2 separate regions of the Homo sapiens genome follow, and region 2 is linked to region 1. Evidence: read pairs that join two places in POLR2A ChIA-PET (ENCODE). Cell type or tissue: Caco-2. All regions are shown on one strand. Links, peaks and the distances in the headings refer to the core of each region. The heading gives the core; the rest is flanking DNA.

Region 1 (15,025 bases), core at 4,709-9,708:
GAAATAAAGTTAAGTTGAGAAACTGGTGCTGGCTCCTGGGGAGAGGGACGGGGAGATGCCTGTGTTAGGAGGTATCTGGCCGGGCGTGGTGGCTCACACGTGTAATCCCAACTACTCAGGAGGTTGAGGCAGAAGGATCACTTGAGCCCAGGAGTTCAAGACCAGCCTGGGCAACAAAGCAAGACCCTGACTCTACAAAAAAAAAAAAAAAAGAAAGAAAAAAAAGGAGGTACCTGTTTGGTTGTACTAGGAGAAGACATAAGGCCCTGCCCCAGCCTCTCCCTGCGAAGGAAGTAGTCGGGAGTTAGGAGAGGATTCAGAATTTATATTTCAGTGCTCACTAGCCAGTTCCCATCCTCCGCCCCCGCCCACCCCCGCAGTAGAGAGGAGGTCCTGGCTACCATCAAGCCGTCCCTGAGCGCAGTGTCTCTCCAGCCTGGGTGTGTGAAGGGAGCACCTTCCTTCAAGGGTCTGGGGCGAAGACAAAGTCGAGGGCCTGGCGCTCAGCCCCTGCCACGTTGGGGTGCCAGAGGTCCACGATGAAGACCACTCGAGGCCCATCTTCGGGGGAGCCTAGGGCACATGGGACAGGAACAGCAGAGCCACTGACATTAGGTACTTGCACACCAGAGCACTCACCAAACACCATAAAAGCAAACAGTAAATAAGTGGCAGGCCTTGTTCTAACCCTTTAAATGTATCAAATCTTTTTTTTTTTTTTTTTTTTTTTTCCTGAGATGGAGTCTTGCTCTGTCACCAGGCTGGAGTGCAGTGGCGCAATTTCGGCTCACTGCAACCTTGGCCTCCCAGGTTCAAGCAATTCTCCTGCCTCAGTCTCCCTAGTAGCTGGGATTTCAGGTGCTCATCACCACACCTGGGTAATTTCTTTGTATGTTTAATAGAGACGGGGTTTCACCATGTTGGCCAGGCTGGTCTCGAACTCCTGGCCTCAGGTGATCCGCCCACCTCAGCCTCCCAAAGTGCTGGGATTACAGGCGTGAGCCACCATGCCCGGCCGATATGTATCAACTCTTAATCATCAAAACAAACTGTGGTATTACCATAATTATCCCTATTTTATACAAAGCAACAGAGGCATAAGGAGGTTAAGTCCTTTGCCCAAGTGCAAGAGGTAGGACAGGAACCCAGAGTCCTGTGCTGGTAACCGCTTTTCTGTGTACGTAATATTATCTCATTTAATCCTTGCAGTTACTTGATGAAGAAGGTGGTGGTCCTAGGGCATTGGAGAAGTTATGCGGCTTGTTCAAGGTCATGCAGCTGGAAGATGGTGGTGGTAGGACAGGAAGTCCGTTGGGCCTGATTCTGCTGCCTTCTAGTCAACGCTCCTTTGCTCCTGAGTCCCTCATCCCCCCTGCAGAATGGGCACCCCGTTACCATTGTGAGCCACTGTGTGTAGAAAAGAGTCGTCCACCAGTAGACAGTGCCCCTCAGCCCAGCACTGGGGCTCACCGCCGACCACCAGCTCACAGCCAGGAGGGATCTTTAGGCCTGTAAGAAGAGACGCGGGCATCCAGCACTCCTGCCTCCATCCCAGGGGCCCATCCTGGCCAGTCAATTAGCAACTAGCTCTAAGTGTCTTAAATGCCAGGTTTTGTGGTCATCCTCCTTTCTTTCCAGAAAGTGGCCACAGTATAATTACAATACAGTCCTGGAGGAGGGAAGTGCTAGGAGATTAGGGAAACGCTGCTGTGGGTAGTGTGACCCATCTTTTTTTTTTTTTTTTTTTTGAGACAAAGTCTCACTCTCTCACCCAGGCTGGAGTGGAGTGGTGTGATCTCAGCTCACTCTGCTTCCCAGGTTCAAGTGATTCTCGTGTCTCAGCCTCCTGAGTAGCTGCTGGGATTACAGGCATGTGCTACAATGCAGGGTTAATTTTTTGTTTTGTTTTTTTTTTTGAGATGTAGTCTTGCTCTGTCGCCAGGTTGGAGTGCAGTGGCATGATCTTGGCTCACTGCAACCTCCGCCTCCCAGGTTCAAGCAATTCTCCTGCCTCAGCCTCCCGAGTAGCTAGGATTACAGCTGCCTGCCACCACGCCTGGCTAATTTTTGTATTTTTAGTAGAGATGGGGTTTCGCCATGTTGGCCAGGCTGGTCTCGAACCCCTGAGCTCAAGTGATCTGCCTACCTCAGCCTCCCAAAATGCTGGGATTACAGGTGTGAGCCACTGCACCTGGCCAGACCCGTTATTTTATTTTATTTTATTTTATTTTATTCTTATACAGACAGTGCTGGTCTTGAACTCCTGGCCTCAAGCAATCCTCCTGCTTTGGCCTCCCAAAGTGCTGGTATTTCAGGGATGAGCCACGGCACCTGGCAGCAACCTCTCATTTCGAGAAAAGAGAAGGCTTCCTGGAGGAAATGGCTTTTCCTCCTGGGCTTTCGACAGTTTGACTCAAGAGCTTACTGTGTGATAGGCGCTGTCTCACTGAGAGGTATAAGATTAAAGACGTTCCTGGCCCAAGGACCACATGGCTGAGTGCTGTGAGGAAAGTGAGCAGCCAACTCAACTGATGGGGGAACAGGAAGCCAACCCAGAGGAAGTGTGGCACTTGAAAACTTGAGTACTGAAGGCTGAGTAGGAGTTTTTCAGGAGGTGGTACGGGGGAAGGGGATTCTAGGTTGAAAAGAACAGCACATGTGGCATCTGTCAGGATTGGCCAGAAGGTTTTCATGATTTAGAGCACAGAGAGAGGGAAGAGAGGAAGGATTGGGAACTGATCCTGAGGCTAGTGTGCCCTGAAGTGTAGGACACATCCAGCTGGCAGCACAGGAGATGATTGGGGGCAAAACAAGGTCATGGCATGGAATAACAGAAAATTATTTCCTTTTCCATTTTCTTCCAGTCTTTAAGACATCAAAAAGTGCCAGGTGCGGTGGCTCACGCCTGTAATCTCAGCACTTTGGGAGGCCAAGGCAGGAGGATCACTTGAGTTCAGGAGTTCAGGTCCAGCCTGTCTTTACACAATTTTTTTTTCTTGTTTTTGAGATGAAGTTTCGCTCTTGTTGCCCAGGCTGGAGTGCAATGTTGTGATCTCGGCTCACTGCAACCTCCGCCTCCCGAGTTCAAGTGATTCTCCTGCCTCGGCCTCCCGAGTAGCTGGGATTACAGGCATGCGACACCACACCCAGCTAATTTTCTGTAATTTTAGTAGAGACAGGATTTCTCCATGTTGGTCAGCTGGTCTCGAACTCCCAGCCTCAGGTGATCCGCCTGCCTCAGCCTCCCAAAGTGCTGGGATTACAGGCGTGAGCCACCGCGCCTGGCCTACGTAAATTTTTAAAAAATCAGCCAAGCATGGTGGTGGGCACCTGTGGTCCCAGCTACTCAGGAGGCTGAGGTGAGAGGATCCTTTGATCTCAGGAGGTTAAGGCTGTAGTGAGCCATGTTTGTGCCACTGCACTCCAGCCTGGGTGACAGAGTGAGACCCTGTCTCAAAAAAAAAAAAAAAAGAAAAAGAAAAAATCTCAGTTTGGTGCTACTGTAACTTTGACACCCCACCAACCCTTTTAAAAAAGAAGGTGTAGGGCTAGGCACGGTGGCTCATGCCTGTAATCCCAGCACTTTGGGAGGCCGAGGCGGATTGATCACGAGGTCAGGAGATGGAGACCATCCTGGCTAACATGGTGAAACCCTGTCTTCACTAAAAATACAAAATAAAAAAAAATTAGCCAGGTGTAGTGGCAGGTGCCTGTAGTCCCAGATACTCGGGAGGCTGAGGCAGGAGAATGGTATGAACCCGGGAGGTGGAGCTTGCAGTGAGCCAAGATCGTGCCACTGCACTCTCGCCTGGGCGACAGAGCGAGACTCCTCAAAAAAGAAAAAAGTGTAGGCTTCAGGATCAGAGAGACTAGAGCACTTAACTAGAATGTTCTAGACTGTTGAAAGCTTTCTTTTTTAAATTTCAGCTTGTGTTTATGAGTACTTTCTTGTCACCCAGGCTGGAGTGCAGTAGCACAATCTCAGCTCACTGCAGCCTCAAACTGCTGAGCTCCAGTGAACCTCCCACCTCACCCTCTCCAGTAGCTGGGACCATAGGCATGGGCCACCGCGCCCGGCTAATTGTTTTATTATTTGTAGAGACAAGGTCTCACTGTGTTGTCCAGGCTTTTTATGAGTACTATTTAGGGCAAGTAATACTGATAGTGCTATAAATATTTCTTTTAAATACGTAGAACAAAAGGTCGGGGGGAGAGCCAAGGTGAAGAAACGCAGTACAGATGGGAATGACCACGGCAAAGCTTATGAAGGTGGTGTGCAGATAACCGAGGCTGAGGAAATGCTGCTGTGGGTGGCAACAGGGAGCCATGGAAGAAGAGAGGCACAATGAGAACCAGACAGCAGACGGCTCTGGCGGAGAGAAGGGTCTGGGGGGGAAATCATCGAGGCAAGGAGGTTGTCAGTAGGCGGCAGCTACTTACCCAGATGGCATCTGACCCGGGCATTGGTGGGCCCACAGCGGCCCTCGAGCCGGGCCCCAGGCAGGAGAACGGAAAAGCCGGCATTGCCGAAGGTGTTGGCACTCATAAAGCTTCGAAGCCCCCTCAGTGCCCGATAGGCCCCCGGGCACCGGCGGCAGTTGCTGGGTTGGCACCGGCCTGCTTGGTACAGCAGGAGCTGGTAGCACCCGGGGGCCAGAGGTGGGGACCAGCCCCGAGGCGGAGGGGTAGTCCCTGAGAAGTCCCAGCTCACAGCCCCGAAGTCCCGCAAAATGGCAGGGAAGCTGCTCTCCAGGAGCTCCACGTCGTGCCGCTGGGCGTCCCGCGGCACAAAGGGGGCTGAAGGCAGGTCTGGTAGGAAAAGCAGGCCTGGGCGCTGAATACCTAGGACCCCTGGCCCTCTCCCAGGGCCTGGGCCACCCTGAGCTGCCCGCCTCACTCTACCCATCCCAGCCCAGGAGTAGCGCCTTGCGTAGGCCCGAAGCCGCCGGCTCACTAGGCCTTCCGTCCTAGGTCCTTCCCCGGGATCCCCAGGACCCCCTGGGCTTGGCCCGCCGGCCTCCGAGCATCCCACAGGCCCACCACGAACACCCCCAGCTCGGCTCCCAGCCCCTAGGGCCTGCATGTCTTGGGAGCCCAGGCGGTAGCAGTACCAGAGGAACAGGGAAGTGAGGGCCCCGAAGAGCAAGGTGAGGGCCGAGGAGGCCAGGGGTAGTGGCCACGGGAGCATGATCAGGGAGGCCCTGGCCAAGAGGCCTGGGGCGTCCTCCGGACCCCAGTTCCCCTGTCCCCCCAGCTCCCCACCTGTCCCTTCCATGGCTGCCCCCTGGCTCCCCGCTGGACTGTTTCCCTTCCACATTCCACTCTGGGCTGTCTCTCTCTCCTTCCGCGGTCCTCTCTCCACGCTGAAGCTCCCTCTCCCCTCCTTCATGCACCTCCAACCCTCCTCTCTCCTTTCTCTCCCCTTTCTCTCTCCTTCTACCTCTTCTTCCTCCTCTCCCTCTGTCGCCTCCTCACCCTCTTCTTTCTCCTTCCAGCAGCCTCCTCTCTCTCGCTCTGCTTCTCTCTCCCACCTCAATCTCCCCCTTTCCTCCCCACCCCCGCTTTTCGCTCGCTCTCTCTCCCCGCTTCCTCCTAGCTCCCCTGGGCAGCGGTTCCTACCCTGCCTGGACCTGCAGTCCCGGGAACCCGCAGCCTGTCTTCCTCCGCGGCAGCTTCTTTCTCTCCGGCCTCACTGCTCTCTCCTTGCCCTCGCTCCTCACTAGCCCCGACCCTGCGGTCCTGCCTGGCTCTCGCTCCCTCTCTCCTACTCGCTCCTTCCTGGGCTCCCACTCACCCTGACGTCACTCCTTCCCGGAGCCCTCTCAGCTCAGCCACCCCCGAACCCTCCCAGTGGCACAGCAAATCAGCCGGGTGCCGGGGGAGGGGGGAGAGTTGTCGCTGGAGGTGCCTCCCCACCCCCCCCGCCCGGAAAGGGCGCCACGTGGGGCGCAGGGGCCACGGTGCCAGCCTCCAGCCGTCCCGCAATGCGAAAGAAGGGGCGGGTCGTATCGGGCGGGGCCTGAGGGGCGGGGCCTGAGGGGCGGGGCGAGCGCGGACTGACGGCTGGGCAGGCGCCCGGGACTGCGGGCAAGGATGCTGAGGCCAGTCCGTCGGGCGGCTGGTCCGTCGGTCGGTCGGCCTGTGACTCCCGCTGGCCCTAGGCAGCCCGGGAGCCCGCGAGCCTGGCAAACACCGAAAGCGGCCTCAGCCAATCGCGGGCGGCGTCGGGCCGGGCCCGCCCCGGCGGGGCGAGGGGAGCTGTCCGCGCGCCGCTGGTGCTGAAAAGGGCGCTCCGGAGGGAAAATCAGAGCCGAGGCCGCCTGTTAGCTGGCCGGGGTCAGGGTTTATGGAAGAGGAGGGGTCTGTCTCTCCTCCCCAAACCCCGGCCCGTCACCCACGAGACTTGTCACAATCGTGGAAGCTCTCTATTCCCCTGGAGGAGGGAGAGCCCATTCCACCCGAGCTACTGTAAAAGGGGAAGGGAAGCCCCTTGGGAGGTCTGAATGTGAACAGGGGGCATAATTGGGGGCCTAGCAGGCGCGAACCAAGCTATGCAGCCCCTCGGCACCCTGGGAAGAGGAGATTCAGATTCCAGATGTGCTGGAATGGCAGGCGGAGGGGGCTAATTACTGCTGGGACCAGAGAGTTTCCTTTGCCTCCCCTAGGGGCCGCGGGAGTGAGGATTACGGCCCTGGCTCGTATGATCCCTCCCTCCTCCATCTGCACTTCCTCCTCCTCCCTCCCCGTCAAATAAATCCCAGGCCCCTCCCTCCGCCCGTCCCCAGGATCTGACGTGGGCTCGATACCTTTCTCAGCTTCTCCCTCCCGCAGCTCCAGTGCCCGAGCTTCGGCTCTCCCAGTTCCCCAACCCACCCCTTCCCCTCCCCGACAAGCCCCGCTAGAGCCCAGTGGAGACCCCCTCGATCCTCGACCCCACCCTAAACCCCCAGAAGCTGTCTTTCTCCTCCCCAGTCCCCTAGCTTGGGGTCCAGACAGCCCAGTGGACCCAGGCGCCTGAGCAGGAGGGTAACCCAGGCCACCCGGCCCCTTCGGCCCTCTCGGCCCCACCCCCTGCAGCCGGAGCCGCGCCCCCTCCACCACAGAGCCGCGAGAAGAGGACAGAGGAGACTGAGCAAAGGGGGGTGGGCTCCAGGCGACCCCTAGCCCAATTCTGCCCCTCCATCCCAAGGGGCAGAGAAATTGTCTTTCTTTGCTGACTCCTACGAGGAAAAAAAAAAAAAAAAAAAAAACAATTAAAGGGAAAGATAAACGGAGACGGAGGAAAGGTGGCAGCCAGATTACTTAGAGAGGCACAGAGGAGAGAGATCGGGGTGAGTCGCCATGGGGACTCCCAGGGCCCAGCACCCGCCGCCTCCCCAGCTGCTGTTCCTAATTCTGCTGAGCTGTCCCTGGATCCAGGGTAAGGACATGAGACTGTGGGGGTGGGCCCCAGGAAGGCGTCCAGCGGGGTCCTCCACCCTCCTTTCTCTTAATATCCTGGGTCTTCCGAGCACATGGGGGAGGGGAGAGGCACAGCTGATGGGGAAGGGGCAAGCCAGAGCTTTCAGGCTTGAACCCGAAGCCCCTTAACCCTCAATATTGAGAAGGCAGAGAAATGAATGAGAGAAGCTTTTAGCAGTGTCTCAGGGGCTAGATCCAAGAAGGAGGGCTGGGAAAGTTGGGGGGATGTCTGCGGAGGCGGCAGAAGCATGGAGGGACCTGGGTGGGAGATGGAGGTGCTGAGAGAGATGCCAGGCGCTGTACACACAACTGTTCTTGGATGAATGGACAAAGACAGATGAGCAGAGGCAGGGCTCAAAGACCAGATTTTCAGTCCCCCACTCTGACCCCCAGCCAGACTCCAGGGAAGGAGGCAGAGACTGCAGAGGACCAGAGAGAGAGAGGGTGGGGGGGAGAGAGAGAGAGAGAGAGAGAGAAAAGACAGCCACACTGCAGAGACAGAAACCCAGAGAGAAAGCCAGGCACTGCGGAAGCAAGGGCTGGGAGGTGCGGCCAGATCCTCTGCAGAGCCCCAGGGTTGGGGGGAGATCACCACTGAGGTGAAAGGGAAGGCAGCACCGGCGACCCCTCTGCCTTGCTGGCGCTGTCCAGGGTCCATAAGAGCTAAGGTGTTCAATGAAGGCCCACACAGCCCAGGGAGAAGGGAGAGGGGAGGGGAGAGAAGAGGTGTGGGAGTGGGAGTATGAGGGCAGCTGGGAGCCCCTCCTCCGATCTTGGCCCTCAGTCGAGCCTGGGACCATCTGAGCCCCTGCAGGCCCAGCTGATGGAGGAGGGAGGAAGAGTTCTAGAAAATATCTCTCTGGAGAAGGAAGGGGTGTGGGGAAGTGGAGAAGCTCACACAACTTCACCTCCTAGGTCTGCCCCTGAAGGAGGAGGAGATATTGCCAGAGCCTGGAAGTGAGACCCCCACGGTGGCCTCTGAGGCCCTGGCTGAACTGCTTCATGGGGCCCTGCTGAGGAGGGGCCCAGAGATGGGCTACCTGCCAGGTGAGGCCCCCAGAGTGGCAGGAGTGGCCTAGAGGCAGAGGGAGGGATATGGGCTCAGGGAGATGGGGAGCCAGGCTAGAGAAGAGCAGGCAGAGAGAGACTGCAGAGGAAAGAGCCTGCATTCCTGTGAGATTCAGGGAACACAGAACGAGACTGTCAGAGAAAGTCAAACCTGGGCACAGACAGAACCAGAGAGACAGAGACAGAATGATTAGGTGACAGTCAGACAGAAAAACAGACACATAGAAACAGAGATGGAAATTCAGAGAACCAGACTCAGAGAAATGGTGGAAGACAGAGACAGAGAGAATGAAACACAAAAACTAGTGGATCTCGAATCATGAAATCAGAGTGCAATCAGAATACTAAACAGGGAAATGGGGAAATAAAGAGTTCGAGAGAGAATGAGACAGAGGAGAGAGGAGATAACCAGAGAGAGAACGTGATCTGAGTGAGGAGGCAGAGAGAGAGGCTCAGGGAGAGGAGTATCAGGGTGGAAGGGGCTGGGTGGAGAGAAGGGACCAGAAGAGAAAGAGGGGGGACTCAGGCTGTGGAAGCCTTGGGAGGAGGTAGGGGCTGGGGTGGGGAAGGGAAAGGTGGGGGGTGCTGTACCTTGTGCGGGAGGCTTTTGTGGTATGGCAGGGGAACCCCTAGCTTCCCTCAGCCCTGCTCCCCACCCAAGGTCCTCCATGTGCTCCTCCTGTGCTCTGATATTCCCTGCACTGTCCCAGGATCTGATCGGGACCCCACGCTAGCCACCCCTCCGGCCGGCCAGACTCTCGCAGTGCCCTCCCTGCCACGGGCCACTGAGCCGGGGACAGGGCCTCTGACAACAGCCGTCACCCCTAACGGGGTCAGGGGGGCAGGCCCCACTGCGCCAGAACTGCTGACCCCGCCCCCAGGAACCACAGCCCCACCCCCACCCAGCCCTGCCTCCCCAGGGCCTCCCCTTGGGCCTGAGGGAGGAGAGGAGGAGACGACGACCACCATCATCACCACGACAACTGTTACCACTACGGTGACCAGCCCAGGTGAGGCGACAGCAAGGGGATGGGGGTGGGAGGACCGGAGAGGTACACGCTGGGGATGGATGGGAGAGAGGCTGCTGGGAACTGTGGAAGGAGTCCTGGGTACAGATGGGAGAATAATAATAACAAAGGTAGCATTTCTGTACCCTTACTATGTACCAGGCAGTGTTCCAATTGTTTCAGCTATATAACAGTTGGGAAAGGGAGTTCTGGCTCAGGTGGGAGAGGGAGCATTGCTTAAAGATAGTGATGGACATGGTGGCTCTAGCCTGTAATCCCAGCACTTTGGGAGGCCAGGCGGGCAGATCACCTGAGGTCGGGAGTTCGAGACCAGCCTGAGCAACATGGAGAAACCCTGTCTCTACTAAAAATACAAAATTAGCCAGGCGTGGTGGCGCATGCCTGTAATCCCAGCTACTCAGAAGGCTGAGGCAGGAGAATTGCTTGAACCCGGGAGGTGGAGGTTGTGGTGAGCTGAGATCCAGCCATTGCACTCTAGCCTAGGCAACAAGAGCAAAACTCCATCTTAAAAAAATAAAAATAAAAAAATAAAAGATGGTGAGGGGGGCACAGCAGCGCACAGCTGTAATCCCAGTGATTTGGGAGGCCAAGGCAGGAGGATCGCTTGAGGCCAGGAGTTTGAGTCCAGCCTGGGAAATGTGGCAAGACCCCATTTCTACAAAAAGTTTTAAAAATTGTCTCACCATGGTGATGTGCACCTGTGGGCCCAGCTACTCGGGAGGCTGAGGAGGGAGGATCACTTGAGCCCAGGAATTTGAGACTGCAGTGAGCCATGATTGCACCACTGCACTCCAGCCTGGGTGACAGAGCGAGACCCTGTCTCAAACAAAACAAAAAGATGATGAGAAGTGCTAAGGAGAAGGGAGATGAAGGCCAGAGTTGCTTGGCTGGGAGGGCAAAAGCACAGGCATTCCTTCCATCCCAGCCATTTGTATCTCCTCAGTTCTGTGTAATAACAACATCTCCGAGGGCGAAGGGTATGTGGAGTCTCCAGATCTGGGGAGCCCCGTCAGCCGCACCCTGGGGCTCCTGGACTGCACTTACAGCATCCATGTCTACCCTGGCTACGGCATTGAGATCCAGGTAACTGGACCAAAGCATGTGACTGTGCAGCTTCCAAGCCTTTTCCTCTGGGCTGTGGGTGTGCACGGGTTTGGCCTGGGAGCCAAAGAACCTGTCTGATGACTCAGGTGACCTCAAAAACTCTTCTAGATTTCTACAACTTGGGCAGCAGCGTGGTGCCTTTTGGGCTGCTACACACAGGGCAAAGGCACAGGACAGGGGCTTTGGAAGTCAAACACCTGGCTGACTTGCCCTGGCGGGTCTGTGTCTGGCTTCTCTAGGTGCAGACGCTGAACCTGTCACAGGAAGAGGAGCTCCTGGTGCTGGCTGGTGGGGGATCCCCAGGCCTGGCCCCCCGACTCCTGGCCAACTCATCCATGCTTGGAGAAGGACAAGTCCTTCGGAGCCCAACCAACCGGCTGCTTCTGCACTTCCAGAGCCCACGGGTCCCAAGGGGCGGTGGCTTCAGGATCCACTATCAGGGTGAGGAGTTTGAGGGTGCTGCTGGAAGGGCAGGGGCCATACTGCATACACTGGACATCTTTTTTTTTTTTTTTTTTTTTGAGACAGAGTCTTGCTCTGTCGCCCAGACTGGAGGTCAGTGGCGTGATCTCAGCTCACTGCAAGCTCTGCCTCCCAGGTTCACGCCATTCTCCTGCCTCAGCCTCTCAAGTAGCTGGGACTACAGACGCCCGCCACCATGCCCAGCTAATTTTTTGTATTTTTAGTAGAGATGGGATTTCACCGCGTTAGCCAGGATGGTCTCGATCTCCTGACTTTGTGATCCACCTGCCTCAGCCTCCCAAAGTGCTGGGATTACAGGCAAGAGCCACTGTGCCCGGCCTATAGAGGGGACATCTTTAAGAACCATCGAAGCACAGGGTGCCGAAGGGGGCTTTTCCTCCTGACTGCGACCCTGGGGGGCAGGGCCCTCAGAGGAGACCCATGCATACTTATCTCACACACTCACAGATCTGTGCACACATCCGAGGGACAATTCATCCATTGAATCCAACAAATGTTTATCAAGTGCTTGCTTCATACCAGGCCCTGTGTTAGCCTTGAAGGAGGAATGAACAAACCAGGTGTAAATCTGGCTTCAACGAGCTCAGAATCTAGGTAGGAAGACAGATGAGTAATCAGGATGGTTATAATTCAAGGAGATAAGGAATATGATGGCAGAAACACCAGCGGGGGCAGCACATAGCCAAGGGACCTAAATTTCTCCCAAGGAATATGGGGACATCTTCTTGGAGGAGATGATGACTAAGCTGAGACCTGAAGGATAAATTCGCCAGGGAAAGGGTGGGAGGGAGGGAGAGAAGGAGGGAGGCAGATGGCTAAGTGGATGAAAAAGCACACTCCAAGACCCAGAGAGAGAAGACGTGACCCCCAGATGAGGTGAAGGAATTCAGCATGGAAGATAGAATTGTCCTAGCTGTGTGACCTGGGACAAGTTACTTAACTTTTCTGTGCCTCATGATCTCATCTGAAAAATAGGGATCACAATACTTAGTATTATGGGGAAGATCAAATGAATTAATACATGTCAAGTGTTTAAAACAGTGTGTGGCCTGGCGTGGTGGCTCACGCCTATAATCTCAGCACTTTGGGAGGCCAAGGCTGGTGGATCACCTGAGGTCAGGAGTTCAAGACCTGCCTGGCCAACATGGTGAAACCCCATCTCTACTAAAATTACAAAAATTAGCCAGGCATGGTGGCAAGCACCTGTAATCCCAGTTACTTGGGAGGCTGAGGCAAGAGAATTGTTTGAACCCAGGAGGCGGAGGTTGCATTGAGCTGAGATTGCGCCATTGTACTCCAGGCTAGGTGACAAAAGTGAAACTCTGTCTCAAAAACAAACAAACAAAAACACAAACAGCGTGTGGTACACAGTGAGAGCTCAAAACTGTCAGTCACTGCTATTACTTTCAAAGCACAGAAGCGGGTGAAGGGGAAATGGGCCAGAGACCAGGCTGGGAGGCAGGTCAGATTCAGACCATAAAGAGCCTTATCTGCTTCAGTAAGCAGTCCAGACTACTTCAACCTGCAGGTGTGACAGGCAGATATTTGAATTTTTTTTTTTTTTTTTTTGAGACAGAGTCTCACTTTGTTGCCCAGGCTGGAGTGCAGTGGTGATGACCTCAGCTCACTGCAACCTCTGCCTCCTAGCTTCAGATGATTCTCCTGTCTCAGCCTCCCCAGTATCTGGGATTACAGGCACCTGCCACTACGCCTGGCTAATTTTTGTATTTTTAGTAGAGATGGGGTTTCACCATGTTGGCCAGGCTGGTCTCGAACTCCTGACCTCAAGTGATCCACCCGCCTTGGCCTCCCAAAGTGCTGGGATTACAGGCATGAGCCACCACGCCAGGCCTCCTAATTTGAATTTTATTTATTTATTTATTTATTTATTTGAGATGGAGTTTTGCTCTTGTTGGCCAGGCTGGAATGCAATGGCGCAATCTTGGCTCACCGCAGCCTCTGCCTCCCGGGTTCAAGCGATTCTCCTGCCTCAGCCTCCTGAGTAGCTGGGATTACAAGCATGCCCCACCACTCCCGGCTAACTTTGTATTTTTAGTAGAGACGGGGTTTCTCCATGTTGGTCAGGCTGGTCTCGAACTCCCGACCTCAGGAAATCCTCCTGCCTTGACCTCCCAAAGTGCTGAGATTACAGGCGTGAGCCATGGTGCCTGGCCTGAAATGTTTTAAGCAGGAAAGTGAAAGCCTCAGATTTGCAATTTAAAGATCCTTCTGACTTCTGGGGGCAGGAAAGGGGGGCTGTATTCACGCACGACTGCATTTGTTAGGACCTATGACAGATGACCTGCACATGTGTGTACATCCATGCTTACCTGTGTGTGCGGGAACCTTCCCACAGTACAAGGGTGTGTTCTAGCAGACATGTGTGCATGAGGAAAGGGGCCCAGCCAGTGCCCTGTTCCAGACCCCACTGTCTTCCTATGCTTCATGGAGACAGAGAGAACTGTGTGTCGGGCCAATGCCCCCTTCACATCACCGCATGGCCTTGGCTGGTGTCACGCACTCTGCCCTCCTTGAAAGCTCTGCTGACCGCAGATGCCTTGTGTGCCTCATGCAGGGTACACCCTGAATCCTATTCTCATGTCCTCTCCAGCCTCTTTTGAGGCCTCTGCTCAGGACCTGCCTTAGGGGCTCATGTGTGCATAGCAAAGGTGCCTATTCATCGGGGGCCAGCAAGCTGGGGGACGTGTATTTGGCAGTAGGGACCTGGTTATTGGGGAGCAAGAGCATTCCTGGAGGGCCTGGGCCAAGTGCTGGATTTCAGATATTGTGAAATCTGAAGATATGGCTCCCCACTGGCTCCTTTAAGCAGCCACTTCCCCAGGGCACTGAAAATAGGACTCCTTAGGCTAAGTGGAACATTTGGGGAAGCAGGACTATTGCACAAATTGGCCTTCATTGCTCAGTCTTCCCTGCTTCGCAGCTGCACTGGGTACCTTTGGGACCAAGGCCCTGTTTCAGCCCTTCCCAACCTGCACTAGCTGGGGCCTCTGGTCCAGAGTGGCCTCATTAGTTTCTCTGAAAAGCCAAAGTCTCCTTCACCCCTCACCCCAAGTTCAGCAAACTTTCCCATTACAAAGCCCTTTCACCAACCTTAGTTTCATTTGCTTCTCACAGAAACCCTGAGAGTGGCCATTGTCAGTTCTATCTCTCAAAGGAAGGAAAAGACTCAAAGGTTATGTAGATTGCTCAACCATCTGCACGTTTATTGCAGCCAGACAACAGATCCCCGAGTCCCTGGCTCCCAGTCATTCATTAATTGAGGCTGAGGGGTGGGTGATTAACGTTTTCTCAGCAGCTTCTATGTGCCAGGTGCTTTGCGTGTTTCTTTTATTTAATTTTCAGGCCAATCTTCCCTGATAGGAATTATTATTGCCGTTAATAGGTGAGAGGCCCCTAGAGATGAAGTCACCTGCTCAAAGGCATGTAGTTAGTAAGTTCTGGAGCTAGAACTGGAACTCAGGTCTGCCTGATGACAAATCCAGTGGTCTTTGCACCGATCCATGCTGCCTCTTGGCTGCACCCATTGATCAGCCAGGCTAGCCCTTTTTTTTTTTTGAGACGGAGTCTCACTCTGCTGCCCAGGCTGGAGTGCAATGGCACAATCTCAGCTCCCTGCAACCTCCGCCCCCTTGGTTCAAGCGATTCTCCTGTCTCAGCCTCCTGAGTAGCTGGGATTATAGGCGTGTGCCACCATGCCCAGCTAATTTTTTGTATTTTTATTAGAGACAGGGTTTCACCATATTGGCCAGGCTGGTCTGGAACTCCTGACCTCATAGACTAGCCTTTTAGGACACAAAATAAATAAGGCTTGGGCCAGTGTAGACAGTGGTTAGGCCAGGTATGGTGGCTCACGCCTGTAA
Region 2 (15,025 bases), core at 5,231-10,230, 150 kb before region 1:
GGAGCGAAGGGGAAGAGCGAATCCCGCCGCCGCCCGCCTGGGTCGGATCCTCATCAGATGCCGGACGTTGGAGGAGGCACCGGGTTCTGGGGCGCCACAGGAGGATTGAACCCCCAGGCTACACCCACCACTTGGATGTATCTCCGGCCAAGCCACTGAGCATCTGCAAAAGGGAGAAACGCCTGCCGCTCAGGGATATTGTAAACATCAATGCTACTTTTTATATTTTATTTATATTTATTTATTTATTTATTTATTTATTTATTTATTTATTTTTGAGACGGAGTCTCGCTCTGTCGCCCAGGCTGCAGTGCAGTGGCGCGATCTCGGCTCACTGCAACCTCCGCCTCCCGTGTTCAAGTGATTCACCTGCCTCAGCCTCCCGAGTAGCTGGGATTACAGGCGCGCACTACCACACCCGGCTAATTTTTGTATTTTTAGTAGAGACAGGGTTTCGCAATGTTGACCAGGCTGGTCTCGAACTCCTGACCTCAAGTGATGCGCCCGCCTCAGCTTCCCAAAGTGCTGGGATTATAGGCGTGAGCCACCGCGCCGGGCCCGGTTCTTTTTTACTGATTTATTTATTAATTGATTTATTTATTTTTTGGAGACAGATTTTCGCTCATCTCCCAGGCTGGAGTGCAATGGTGTGATCTTGGCTCACTACAACCTATGTCTCCTGGGTTCAAGCGATTCTCCCGCCTCAGCCTCCCGAGTAGCTGAGATTACAGGCGACTGCCACCACGCACACCTAATTTTTGTATTTTTAGTAGAGACGGGGTTTCACCATGTTGGCCAGGCTGGTCTCGAACTCCTAACCTCAGGCAATCCCGCCCGCCTTGGCCTCCCAAAGTGCTAGGATTACTGGCATGAGCCACTGTGCCCAGCCTTTTTTTCTGAATTTTTAGAGATGTGGTCTTGCTATGTTGTTAAGGCTGGTCTTGAACTCCTGGGCTCAAGCAGTCCTCCAGCCTCAGCCTCCCAGGTAGCTGGGATTACAGGCATAAGCCACCTTCAGTAGGATCTGCTGAAGCTTCCTGAACCAGTGTGTAGGGTCTCACATTTCCACAGCTTTGCAGTTGCTGATCCCTCTGCCTGGAACACCCTCTGTCTTCCCCTCAAACCTCTTCCTCATCCCTCAAGCACGTCCTCAGTTTTGCCTCTGTGAGGTCTCCCTGCCAACCTCAGGCAGAGGTGGCTGCTTTGGACTGTGAATTCCCACAGCATCCTACAGATACTGTTGTTCTCGCACTTCTCACAAGATACTTGAATTCCTCACTTCCATGTCTGGCTCCACAATTAGACTGCAAGTGTCTGGGGCCTGGTCTGAGTCATCTCCGTATCCTGAGCTCTAGTACTTGGCCTAGCCCTGGGAGCCTTGGTGAATACTCACTGATTCTTTTTCTTTCTTTCTTTCTTTTTTCTTTTCTTTTCTTTTTTTTTTTTTTTTTTGAAACGGAGTTTTGCTCTTGTCGCCCAGGCTGGAGTGCAATGGTGTGATCTCAGCTCACTGCAACCTCCGCCCTGGATTCAAGCAATTCTCCTGCCTCAGCTTCCAGAGTAGCTGGAAGTGCCACCATGCCCAGCTAATTTTGTATTTTTAGTAGAGACGGGGTTTGTCCATGTTGGTCAGGCTGGTCTCGAACTCCCGACCTTAGGTGTTCTGCCCGCCTTGGCCTCCCAAAGTGCTGGGATTACAGGTGTGAGCCACTGCGCCTGGCCTGTTTTTTTCTTTTAATAAAGTAGACATGGGGTCTCACTATGTTGGCCAGGCTAGTCTCCAACTCCTGCCTCAAATGATCCTCCCACCTCGGCCTCCCAGGTTGCTGGTATTACAGGCCAGAGCCACTGCACTCAGCCAATACTCACTGATTCTATGAATGAATTGAAACCAAACACCATCCACGAATGAAGCATTGTTTTCCACACGTCCTAATTTCCTTGGCTTTCAAGGCACTCAGACCTCCCCGTTTCATTCCTAACCTTTTTAGATCACACACACACAGACACTTGCACACACCCACACATGCACGCTCACACAAGCACCCCTCTCTATGGAGGCCTCCGACTTCCTAAACGATGGCTGAATCCTGGCATTTTCCCCTAAAAACAATGCCACCATATACCTATTTTTGTCCATGTTCTCCACCCCAACATACCTCACCACAGCTGCTGCTCCTGGGGTTTCCTACACCATGAGGCAGCCACGGAAACTGCCAGGGGCTGTGTCCCTGGATCCAAATCTTCCCTCCCACTGTCAACCATACTGAGGTGGTCTCAGCCACCCTCTTGGCCACCCCTGGCCCTCTCAGAGGGCGTTTCAAGCCCAGAAAACAGAAGTCTAGCTGTTGCTAATGTCACCATTATTGATCCTAAAGAAGATTGTCTTCTTAGGCTGTCTTCCGGTTTTTGTTTTTGTTTTTGTTTTTTTTGAGACAGAGTCTCACTCGGTAGCCCAGGCTGGAGTGCAATGGCACAATCATGGCTCACCACAACAGCCTCGACCTCCTGGCTCAAGGGATCCTTCCACCTCAGTCTCCCAAGTAGCTGAGACTACAGGTGCATGCTACGACACCCAGCTAATTTTTAAAATTTTTTGTATAGACGGGGTCTCACTGTATTGCTCAGGCTGTTTTTGAACTCCTGGGCTCAGGCGATCCTCCTGCCTCAGCCTCTCGAATTGCTGGGATTACAAGCGTGAACCACTGTGCCCGGCCTTGGGCGGTCTTATTGTCTGATGGAATCCTGAGGACCAAGTTGAGGCCAGTTCTCACCTCAGCCCTACAAAAGGCCTCCAGGAACACATATTCTGCATATTCTGCCAACAGAGAGACTTCAGCCTTGGCAAGGCCCCTGGACACGTCCGTGGCCTGCAGTGCCCAGACTCGCTGGTGCTGGTGTTTTGTTCCTACCATGGGCTCATACATTATGCAGGAGCACGGGCAGTGCCCCAGGCTTGTGTGTTGCCAGGCAAGCCAAGACAAGGGATGATGTATGCACCCCACTTTGCCAAGGCCCCATTTCTTTTCTTTCTCTTTTTTTTTTTTTTTGAGATGGAGTCTTGCTCTGTTGCCCACGCTAGAGTGCAGTGGTGCGATCTCAGCGCACTGCAACCTCTGCCTCCCAAGTTGAGTGATTCTCCTATCTCAGCCTCCCAAATAGCTGGGATTACAGACGCATGCCACCATGCCCGGCTAATTTTTGTATTTTTAGTAGAGACAGGGTTTCACCATGTTGGCCAGGCTAGTCTTAAACTCCTGACCTTGTGATTTGTCCACGTCGGCCTCCCAAAGTGCTGGGTTACAGATGTGAGCTACTGCGCCTGGCTGTGCCGAGGCCCCACTTCTATCCACATCACAACATTTGCTGGGGGCAGAGAAAAACTGACTTCACAATAGCCAGCTAACCGCAAAGTCTCCTCTCCCGAAGTTGGAAGCTGGAGATGTCAGATGTATCATATGTAGTTCCGCACTTCCCCTAGGAAAGGGCAGACAGGATTGTATACTTCCAATAATCGTGGGGTGGGTGGGAGATCAGAGATGCAGAGTTCCCAGAAGATGAAAGAAGCTTCAGCAGGCTTGGACGTGGGAAGGGACCTGGCAGTTCTGATTCTGATCTAATACTTTCAGCTGCCTCCAATGGACATCCAACGATATCATCTCCCAGAGATTAAGAAGAGGTTCACCAGCCTCCTTAGTATAAAATGAAAGGCTTGTGTTTAGGTAATTACCCTGGGGGAATAAAGAAGCAGTGCTGAGCTAGAGCTGGTGTCAACAGAGGCCTCTCCACAGACTTTATCTTACTTAATCCTTACAGGAGGCACGAGTGGCAGAAACAATTACTTCCATCTTATAGGTTGGAAATAATAATGGCCCAGTTGGAAACAAAACGAAAAAAACCTTTAGGCCAGTGCAGTGGCTCACGCCTGTAATCCCAGCACTTTGGGAGGCCAAGGCAGGCGGACCACCTGAGGTCAGGAGTTTGAGATCAGCTTGGCTAGCATGGCAAAACCCCATCTCTACTAAAAATACAAAAATTAGCTGGGCATGGTGGCAGGTGCCTATAATCCAAGCTACTTGGGAGGCTGAGACAGGAGAATTGCTGGAACCCATGAGGTGAAGGTTGCAGTGAGCCAAGATCGCACCACTGCACTCCAGCCTGGGTGACAGACAGAGACTCCGCCCCCAAAAAGAAAAAAAAATAGCTGGGCGTGGTGGTGCATGCCTGTAATCTCAGCTACTCGGGAGGCTGAGGCAGGAGAATCACTTGAACTGGGGAGGCAGAGGGCAGAGGTTGCAGTGAGTTGAGATCATGTCACTGAACTCCAGCCTGGGCGAGAAAAAAAAAAAGCCTTTAGAACCAGGAAAGATCTGGATTTGAATTCTAGTTCTGCCACAGTATATCTGTGCAACCCTGGACAAGTCAATTGACCTCACTGAGCCTCAGTTGTACTCATGTGGAAAGTGGGGATAACCCTCAGGGACTGGCAGGGCTTTCTGTGATTATTTGAGAAAATGTATGCAAGGCACATGGCATAGAATGAAGGCTCATTAAAATATATAGCCAGGTGCAGTGGTTCATGCCTGCAATCCCCCAGCACTTTGGGAAGCTGAGGTGAAAGGATCGGTTGAGCCCAGGAGTTCAAGACCAGCCTCAGAAACATAGTGAACTCCATCTCTACAAAAAAAAAAGAAAAATTAGACATGCATGTTTTCTAATTTTCATGTGTATTTATGGTCCAACTACTTGGGAAGCTGAGGTGGAAGAATCTCTTGAGCCCAGGAGTTTTTTTGTTTGTTGTTGTTGGTGGTGGTTTTTTTTTTTTCTTTTGGAGGCGAAGTTTCACTCTTGTTGCCCAGGCTGGAGTGCAGTTGTGCGATCTTGACTCACTGCAACCTCTGCCTTCTGGGTTCAAGCGATTCTTCTGCCTCAGTCTCCTAAGTAGCTGGGATTACAGGCACCCGCCACCACGCCCAGCTAATTTTTGTATATTTAGTAGAGACAGGGTTTCACCATGTTGACCAGGCTGGTCTTGAACTTCTGACCTCAGGTAATTCACCCGCCTTGGCCTCCCAAAGGGCTGGGATTACAGGCGTGAGCCACCACGCCAGGGCTGAGCCCAGGAGTTTGAGACTACAGTGAGCTATGATTACACCACTCCACTCCAGCATGGGCAACAGAGTGAGACACTATCTCAAAAAAAAAAAAAATTATAGGCCACGTACAGTGGCTCACACCTGTAATCCCTGCATTTTGGGAGGCTGAGGCGGGTGGATCACCTGAGGTCAGGAGTTTGAGACCAGCCTGGCCAACATGATGAATACCCAGTCTCTACAAAAAATACAAAAATTAGGCTGGGTGTGGTGGCTCTCACCTGTAATCCCAGCACTGCGGGAGGCCGAGGCAGGCGGATCACTTGAGGTCAGGAGTTCGTGACCAGCCTGGCCAACATGGTAAAACCCTGTCTCTACTAAAAATACAAAAATTAGCCGAGCATGGCGGCACGTGCCTGTAATCCCAGATACTCAGGAAGCTGAGGCAGGAGAATTGCTTGAACCTGGGAGGCAGAGGTTGCAGTGAGCTGAGATTGCACCACTGGACTCCAGCCTGGGTGACAGAGGAAGACTCCATCTCAAAAAAAGAAAAAAACCCAAAACCAAAAAGCAAAAATTAGCCAGGCACGGTGGCACATGCTTGTAGCCCCAGCTACTCAGGAGGCTGAGGTGGGAAGATTGCTTGACCGCTGGGGGCAGAGGTTGCAATGAGCCGAGATTGCGCTAGATAGATAGATAGATAGATAGATAGACAGACAGACAGACAGACAGACAGACAGACAGATGACACAACAGGCAGGGCATGGTGGCTCATGCCTGTAATTCTAGCTACTTAGGAGGCTGAAGAGGGAGGATCAGTTGAGCCCAGGAGTTCAAGGCTACAGGGAGCCATGATCATGCCACTGCACTCCAGCCTGGACGACAGATCGAGATCTCATCTCTAAATATATACATTTTGAATGACTATTAATGAATATCACAATGCGTATGTGTATAGCAACTGTGCTTTACACAGATCTCATTTAATCACCCCAGCAGCCCCAGGTAGAGGTGCTGCTGTTTCATTGATGAGGAGCCCAAGGCTCAGAGGAGTTGAATCCCTTGCACAAGGATGCCAGGCTAGTGACTGGCAGAAGCAGGACTTAGGCCTGGCAATGGGACTTGGTGTGTGCTCAGTGGAGGCTCAGAGAGGTTGTGAAATTTGGCCAAGGTCACACAGCCAGTCTATGTGAGAAGAAAGGGATTGGACCCTTAGCTGTCTGACTCCAATCACCTGCTGTGCCCTCAGCTTTTTCTGGTGTGCAGATAGAGGGTGGGACTGGCATTGCTTGGGACAGTCCCTAACCTGGGACAGGTAAGTAAAAATACTAAATAATAAATGCTCTGGCACGCCAGCCAGGACTTGCCCCAGAGCCCAGGCGGGGGGAATCGGACCCTTCCCTGGGTATCATGTGGGAAACAGGCCACTTCTGGCCACTTATTGTTTACTTATTCACAGCCTTTGATGATATCACACTTGCACACCTCCGCAGGGCACCCGGTGGAGAGGATGAGTGAAACAGCCTGTGGGCGGCAGAACCTGGAAGAACAGAGAACGGTAAACTCAAGGCCAAGGGTAAATTGGGTGGCGGGTCTCTAAGGACTGCCTGGGGGTGAAACTCACCTGGGGAGACAGGCTAGGGGAAGGAAAGATGGTGGCCAAAGTCACAGAGGCTTGGATGGGCCCTCCTATACCCCTGCCCTGCACTGCCCCTCCACACGTGGTGGACTGCCTAATGCTCTATGTTTTGTTTGTTTTTGTTTTGTTTTTGAGACAGGGTCTCCCTCTGTCACCCAGGTTGGAGTGCAGTGGCGCGATCATGGCTCACTGTGGCCTCCACCTCCCTAGCTCAAGCGATCCTCTCACCTCAGCCTCCTAAGTAGCTGGGACTACAGGCACACAGCACCACGCCCAGCTAATTTTTTTGACTTTTTGTAGAGAGGAGGTCTCACTGTGTTGCCCAGCCTGGCCCCATGCTTTCTGGCTGCACACCCAGGCCAGGACAGGCTGGTGTGTCTCCCTTCCTCTGCTGGGATGTCCTGAACACCCATTGACCACCCGACAAGGGTTCAGAGTATGTGGTGCATCCCATCTTGGGTTTATTTTAGGTGGTATGTCAGCAAGAAGACACACACACACACAAACACACACCACACACACAAACACACACAACACACACACACACAAACACACACCAAACACATCAACACACACACCATACACACACCACATAAACACACATACCACACACAAATACACACACACACCACACAAACACACACACCACTCACCACACACATACCACATACACCACACACACACCACATACACCACACACACACACCACACATACCACACACACCACACACACACACCATACACACCACACAAACACACATACCACACACACAAATACACACACACCACACATGCACCACACACACACCACACACACTACACAAACACACCACACACCACACACACCATACCCACGCACACCACACACACAAACCACACACACACACACCACACACACAAACACACACAAACACCACACACACACCCCATACACCCACCCCACACACACCCCACCACACACACACCACACACATCACACACACACCACACACACACCCTGAACAAGCTACTCTCTTTCTCTTTCCAATTCCCTTTCAACGCTTCTGATTACTGCAGGAGAAACTCTCAATTTGCTGCCAGAAACCCTTTAACACCTTTCTCTCTGTGCTTATCTTTTTGTTCTTTTTTTTTTTTTTTTTTTTTTTTTTTGAGATGGAGTCTTGCTTTGTCGCCCAGGCTGGAGTACAGTGACACGATCTTGGCTCACTGAAATCTCCACCTCCTGGGTTCAAGCAATTCTTCTGCCTCAACCTCCTGACTAGCTGGGATTACAGGTGCATGCCACCACGCCCGGCTAATTTTTATATTTTTAGTAGAGATGGGGTTACACCATATTGGCCAGGGGCTGGTCTCGAACCCTTGACCTTAGTTAATCCGCACCCCCCCGCCGCCCGCCGGCCTCCAAAGTGCTGGGATTACAGGCTTGAGCCACTGCGCCCGGCCTGATCTTTCTTTTTTGAACAAGGAGAGAGCCAGCCTCCAGTTCAGAATGAGCAGCTGCCCATAGTATCTAGCTAGAATGTTATAAAATGTGTTTTCATTTTGTATATTTTTTGTTACCTTCTGTTTATCACAGGTGGTACTGGTTTTCTATTTTCCAGAGTGATAAAAAGTTTCCTTTTAAAGTACATGGTAGCCACAGTGGCTTACTTCTGTAATCCCAGCACATTGGGAGGCCAAGGCAGGCAGATCGCCTGAGGTCAGGAGTTTGAGACCAGCCTGGGCAACAGGTTGAAACCCTGTCTCTACTAAAAAAAATACAAACAATTAGCCGAGTGTGGTGGCAGGCACCTGTAATCCCAGCTACTCGGGAGGCTGAGGCAGGAGAATAGCTTAAACCCAGGAGGCGGAGGTTGCAGTGAGCCGAGATCGCACCATTGCCCTCCAGCCTGGGCAACAAGAGCGAAACTTCATCTCAAATGAAAGAAAATAAAGTACATGGTTAGTTTAGCACTGTGGCTCATGCCTGTAATCCCAGCACTCTGGGAGGTGTGAGGCAGGCAGATCACTTGAAGTCGGGAGTTTGAGACCAGCCTGGGCAACATGGTGAAACCCCATCTCTACTAAAAATACAAAAATTAGCCAAGTGTGATGGCACACACTTGTAATCCCAGCTACTCCAGAGGCTGAGGCAGGAGAATCGCTTGAACCTGGGAGGCGGAGGTTGCAGTGAGCTGAGATCGCACCACTGCACTTTAGCTTGGGAGACAGAGTTAAAAAAAAAAAAAAAAGGACATGGTTAGCTCATGCTAACCATGGTGGTTCACACCTATAATCCCAGCACTTTGTGAGGCCGAGGCAGGAGGATCGGGCGTATTGCTGGAGCTCAGGAGTTTGAGACCAGCATGAGCAACATGGCGAAACCCTGTCTCTACCAAAAATACAAAAAATTAGCCGTGCATGGTGGTGGCTTGCCTATGGTCCCAGCTACTCAGGAGGCTGAGGCAGGAGGATCACTTGAGCCTGGCAAATGGAGGTTGCAGGAAGCTGAGATGGCACCACTGCATTCCAGCCTGGGCAACAGAGTGAGAACCCCATCTCAAAAAATAATACATGGTGAAAAACAAAACAAAACGCACAACCTGTGCTCTGAAAATCAGATTACTTGGTTCAAATCCCCGCTTGTGCCACTTTCTACCTGCATGACCTTGAGCAAGCCACACAACCTCTCTGTGCCTCAATTTCCTCATCCGAACAGTGACTGAGAGTATGTCTCACCTGACACGTGATTTGTGCCTATAATCCCAGCACTTCGGGAGGCCAAGGTAGGAGAATGCTTGAGGCCAGGAGTTTGAGACCAACCTGGGCAACAAATCGAGACCCCCATCTGTAGGAAAAACTTAAAAAATAAGCTGGTAGTGATGAGCCTGAGAGCCTGTAGTCCCAGCCACTTGGGAGGCTGAGGCAGGAGGATCCCCTGAGCACAGGAATTTGAGGTTACAGTGAGCTAATCGTACCAGTGTACTTCATCAAGGGAGACAAAATGAGAGACCCCGTCTCAAAAATCAAAACAAAACAAAAACCCCAGTATGTCTGTCTTAAGATTATTGTGGATATTATGTTAGTTAATATATATAAAGGGCTTAGATTGCTGCCGGATGTCTAGTAAATGCTCTATAAATGTTTGCTTTTTTTTTCTTTTGGAGACGGAGTTTTACTCTGTCACCAGGCTGGAGTGCAGTGGTCTGATCTCGGCTCACTGCAGCCTCTGCCTTTCAGTTTCAAGCAATTCTCCTGCCTCAGCTTCCTGAGTAGCTGGGATTACAGGCGTGTGCCACCACGCCTGGCTAATTTTTTTTGTATTTTTAGTAGAAATGGGCTTTCACCATGTTGGTCAGGCTGGTCTCAAACTCCTGACCTCATGATCCACCCACCTCGGCCTCCCAAAGCATTGCGATTACAGGTGTGAGCCACTGTGCCTGGCCTAATGTTTGCTCTTATTAGGTCAAATAGAGAAAAACAACAACAACAATAACAACAACAAAAAACACCCATAACTGACCATAACTGAGGTTTTTTTTTGTGGGGAAACAAAGGTTTGGAGAAGCTAGAGGCTGAGTTAGGATATTGGTAAGTTTCTGGATTCCCAGTCTAATTGCCAGCCATTTCAATCTTCAATAATTAATATAACCTCTCAGCTTCCACTTAATCACTTGCAAAATGGAACTAATCCTATCTCATTGGATGTTGGGATTGATGTGTATAAAGGCGGATCAGAGGCAGGGCACGGTGGCTCATGCCTGTAATCCCAACACTTTGGGAGGCCAAAGCGGGTGGATCACTTGAGGTCAGGAGTTTGAGACCAGCCTGGCCAACATGGTGAAACCCCGTCTCTACTAAAAATACAAAAATTAGCTGGGTGTGGTGGTGGGCGCCTTGGGAGACTGAGGCAGGAGAATCGCTTGAACCCAGCGGGGGCAGATTGCAGTGAGACAAGATCGTGCCACTGCACTCCAGCCTGTGCAAAAGAGTAAAACTCCATCTGAAAAAAATAAAATAAAATAAAATAAATAAGTAAATAAATAAATAAAGGCGGCTCAGAAAATGAGCATTAGGACAATGATGCCTTCTCAACTGGTATAATATCGCCCCCAAGGGGGCAAAAAACTTACTCTTTTTAATATGGAAAAGATATATGTAAATAGACATAAATATATCTGTGTTATTAAACTTTCGTGATAGGCAGCGATTAGAAAAAAAAGTGTAAAAAGGGCTCCTTAGGGGAACAATAATGAAAGAAAAATTGAGAAACACTGCTCTCCAAACCAAGATTTTTCCCGCTTGGCTTGTTTAGCCACTAGTGGGCAGTGAAATTGGCTTAATGGGTCATGATCAATATTTGGTGGAAAAATGGTCTAGAAAATTCCACAGGGCACTGCATATAGTAAGTCAGAATGTGTTGTGCAAAGGTTTTCCATTCAACGTGTGGGTGCATGAACTGCAGTCACAAAATAAAAGATATCTCGGCTGGGCGCCATGGCTCACCTCTGTAATCCCAACACTTTTTTTTTTTTTTTTTTGAGACAGAGTCCCACTCTGTGGCCCAAGCTGGAGTGCAGTGGCGTGATCTCGGCTCACTGCAAGCTCTGTCTCCCAGGTTCATGCCATTCTCCTGCCTCAGCCTCCCAAGTAGCTGGGACTACAGGCACCCACCACCATGCCCAGCTAATTTTTTGTATTTTACAAAAATTACAGGCGTGTGTAATCCCAACACTTTGGTAGGCCAAGGCGGGCAGCTCACTTGAGGTCAGGAGTTCAGACCAGCCTGGCCAATATGGTGTCTCTACTAAGAATACAAAAATTAGCCAGGCGTGGTAGCATGCACCTGTAATCCCAGCTACTTGGGAGGCTGAGGTAGGAGAATCATTTACGCAGGAGGTGGAGGTTGTAGTGAGCTGAGATTGTGCCACTGCACTCCAGCCTGGACAACAGAGTGGGACTCTGTCTCAAAAAAACAAAACAAACAAACAAAAAATAAATACATAAAGAAATAAAATAAAAGATATCTCTTGTGGGTCACTATTAAAAAAATTTAAAGCCATTGCTCAAAACCACAATTTTCTCCTCTCATATTTTCTCTCTCAGACAAGCCTGTGCAGCCTTGGACTGTTTTGCTCTCAACAAGAAGAAATCGACAAGGAAAGGAAGAAATGTAGGAGAGAGTCCAGATTCCAGTGAGACTCGGGCCTGACTCTAACCAGCTCATGGCCTGTAAACTTTCCTCCCTTCCACATTTTCTTGTCTAGGGTAAGCACAGGTGCAGAGGAAAATGACCATCCCTGGTCACACTCAGTGGCTCACGCCTGTAATCCCAGAATTCTGGGAGGCTGAAGCAGGAGGATCGCTTGAGCCCAGGAGTTGAAGACCAGCCTGGGCAACATAGCAAGATCCCATCTCTAGAAAAAAAAACCTCCCCAGATTAGCCAGGTGTGGTGGTGCACGCCTGTCATCCCAGCTACTCAGGAGGCTGAGGTGGAAGGATCACTTGAGCCCGGGAGGTGGAGGCTGCAGTGAGCTGTGATTGTGTCACTGCACTCCAGCCTGGGTGACAGAGTGAGACTCTGTCTCAAATTTAAAAAAAAAGAAAAAGAAAATAACTGCAGAGGGGTGCTACTCCTCCTCACTCCTTCTGCCTCTCCTACTCTCATCCCTTCTCTTCCCCTTTTTCCCTCTCCCACCTTCTCTCCTCCCCTCATGCCTTCCCCTCTCTTCGCCTCCTTTTCTCCAGACTTGGAAGGCAGCGGTCACATTTACCGATTTTGTCATGTACTGTATGGTCTGAAGCATGTCATTCAACTTTTCTGAGACTCAGATTTCTCAGCAGTAAAATGAGGAAGTTATTTGTAAGGTGGCATAGATGATTAAACGGGAACATGTATATAAAGTATTTCAGCCTGGTGCCTGGCATACAGTGGGTGCTCAGAATGACAGTAACTGGCTACTGGCTACCGTGTGAAGTATTGTAGTTTCTATGCATTGGCATGATTTAGTCCTCACAATGAGCTATGCAGGAGCTGGGCAAATAGCAGGGCAGGCTGCCTGGTTTCAGACCCCAGCTCAGGATCTTTTCATATATATATATATATATATATATTTTTTTTTTTTTTTGAGACAAAGTCTTGCTGTGTTGCCCAGATTGGAGTGCAGTGGCACCATCTCGGATCACTGCAACCTCCGCCTCCTGGGTTCAAGCAATTCTCCTGCCTCAGCCTCCTGAGTGATTGAGATTACGGATGTGCACCACCATACCTGGCTAATTTTTGTATTTTCAGTAGGGATGGGGTTTCGCCATGTTGGCCAGGCTGGTCTCGAACTCCTGACCTCAGGTGATCCACCCCCTTCTGCCTCCCAAAGTGCTGGGATCACAGGCGTGAGCCACCATGCCTGGCCGCTCTTGGTTTAACTTTTAATTTTCAGAGTCCCATCCAGAGGGAAGAAAATAAAGTAGCTAAAGAAGCAAACACTGGCCGAGCATGGTGGCTCATGCCTGTAATCCCAGCACTTTAGGAGGCCAAGGCAAGGGGATTGCTTGAGGCCAGGAGTTCAAGACCAGCCTGAGCAACATAGCAAGACCCCATCTCTATAAAAAGTACAAAGATTCCTTTCCATAGAACATAGCTAAAAATTTTTTTTTAAATACAAAAATTAGCTGAGTGTTGTGTGCACACCTGTAGTCCCAGCTACTCTGGAGGCTGAGGCAGAGGCTAAGGAGGATTGCTTGAGTCCAGAAGTTTGAGTCTGCAATGAGGTAGGATCATGCCATTGCATTCCAGTCTGGACAACAGAGTGAGACCCTGTCTCAAAAGAATATGAGGAAGAAGCCGGGCGCAGTGGCTCACACCTGTAATCCCAGCACTTTGGGAGGCTGAGGTGAGCAGACCACCTGAGATCAGGAGTTCGAGACCAGCCTGACCAACAGGGAGAAACCCCATATCTACTAAAAATACAAAATTAGCCAGGCGTGGTGGCGCATGGCTGTAATCCCAGCTACTCGGGAGGCTAAGGCAGGAGAATCGCTTGAATCTGGGAGGCGACGTTTGCGGTAAGCTGAGATTGCGCTATTGCGCTCCAGCCTGGATACCTGGATAACAAGAGCGAACCTCCATCTAAAAAAAAAAAAAAAAAAAAAAAAAAAAAAGAGAGGAAGGAGGAGGAGAAGGATAAGTTCTGAAAATATGAATGAGGATGTCTAAATTGTATTCAGTGGTGTTTTTTCCCTCCTTTTTAAAAAAGCCTTTCAGTTCCTTAGGAAAATAAGTTTATGTTTTCTATATCTGCCTAACATTATAGGGACAAATAAATTCAGAAAATATGATTTTAAAAAATTTTTATTCACTTCCTGACTGTTTAACCTTGGACAAGTTACCAAACCTCTCTGTGCCTCTGTTTTCTGATCTGTAAAACAGAGGTGCAGTAATAATCCCTACCCACAAGGTTGCTTTGGATAAATGACTTGATATTTTTAATTAAATTTTTTTTTTTTTGAGACAGAGTCTCGCTCTGTCGCCCAGGCTGAAGTGCAGTGGCGTGATCTCGGCTTCTCAGCTCACTGCAACCTCCGCCTCCCAGGTTCAAGCGATTCTCCTGCCTCAGCCTCCCAAGTAGCTGGGATTACAGGCACATGCCACCATGCCCAGCTAATTTTTGTATTTTTAGTAGAGATGGGGTTTCACCATGTTGGTCAGGCTGGTCTTGAACTCCTGACCTTGTGATCTGCCCGCCTTGGCCTCCCAAAGTGCTGGGATTACAGGCGTGAGCCACTGCGCCCAGCCCTTAATTGATTTTTTTAGAGACGGAGTCGCACTCTGTGGCCCAAGGCTGGAGTGCAGTCTCGTGATCAAAGCTCACTGCAGCCTCAACCTCCTGTCCTCAAGTGATCCTCTTGCCTTGGCCTCCCAAAGTGCTGGTACTACAGGTGTGCACCACCACACTTGGCCTTTTTTTTTTCTTTTAGAGTCAGAGAATGCAGATCAATGTCTGACCTGTAGTCTAAGCAGCATTTAATGATGTGACACTAATTATTAACCCAACCTCACAGATGAAGAAATTGAGGCCCATAAAGGCTTTGCCCACCATCATTCAGAGAAAGGAAGAGCCTAAATTTAGAATTTTAAAAACTGCAGCTTCACTTAAGGGGCACACATTTTAAGAGGATGCCTCGAGAATGTTTACATATGTATACACTGGTGATCAATATAAGGCCATTTCCAACACTTCAGAAGGTTCCCTGGGGTCTCCTCCCAGTCAATACCTTCCCCAAGTTAAACGCTGTTCAGATTTTTCATGATAGATG

What was found. ChIA-PET counts read pairs that join two places held together with the same protein. Peaks named below come from ENCODE experiments on the same cell type or tissue, not always from the same donor. Only the 100,000 strongest peaks of a DNase experiment are listed, where the experiment ranks them.
Region 2: POLR2A ChIA-PET joins it to region 1 with 13 read pairs; 8 of 35 experiments call an interaction of 5 or more read pairs at or near these places.

The regions. Positions count from the first base shown.
Region 1 is chr16:29,891,336-29,906,360 of GRCh38, reverse strand. SEZ6L2 (seizure related 6 homolog like 2) reads left to right here and starts at 6,811. Exons shown (of 18, transcript NM_001243332.2): 1 at 6,811-7,420; 2 at 8,377-8,508; 3 at 9,240-9,539; 4 at 10,501-10,640; 5 at 10,901-11,102. The coding sequence starts at 7,342. It overlaps ASPHD1 (aspartate beta-hydroxylase domain containing 1), which reads right to left and starts at 5,873. Exons shown (of 3, transcript NM_181718.4): 1 at 4,441-5,873; 2 at 1,396-1,509; 3 at 305-573. The coding sequence starts at 5,389. The coding sequence ends at 464. KCTD13 (potassium channel tetramerization domain containing 13) reads left to right here. Exons shown (of 6, transcript NM_178863.5): 6 at 1-22. RefSeq lists enhancers at 4,148-4,852, 6,619-6,913 and a silencer at 5,826-6,255. In Caco-2, for the core only: a CTCF peak has its summit at 6,629; DNase peaks (open chromatin) are centred at 5,840, 6,170, 6,740 and 7,050; H3K4me3 peaks cover 3,107 bases.
Region 2 is chr16:30,037,949-30,052,973 of GRCh38, reverse strand. It overlaps a transcript of TLCD3B not described here. Among named protein-coding and RNA genes, the nearest start is that of TLCD3B, 14 kb to the right of the region's middle. RefSeq lists a silencer at 4,129-4,329. In Caco-2, for the core only: no CTCF peak of the experiment used is centred there; no DNase peak of the experiment used is centred there.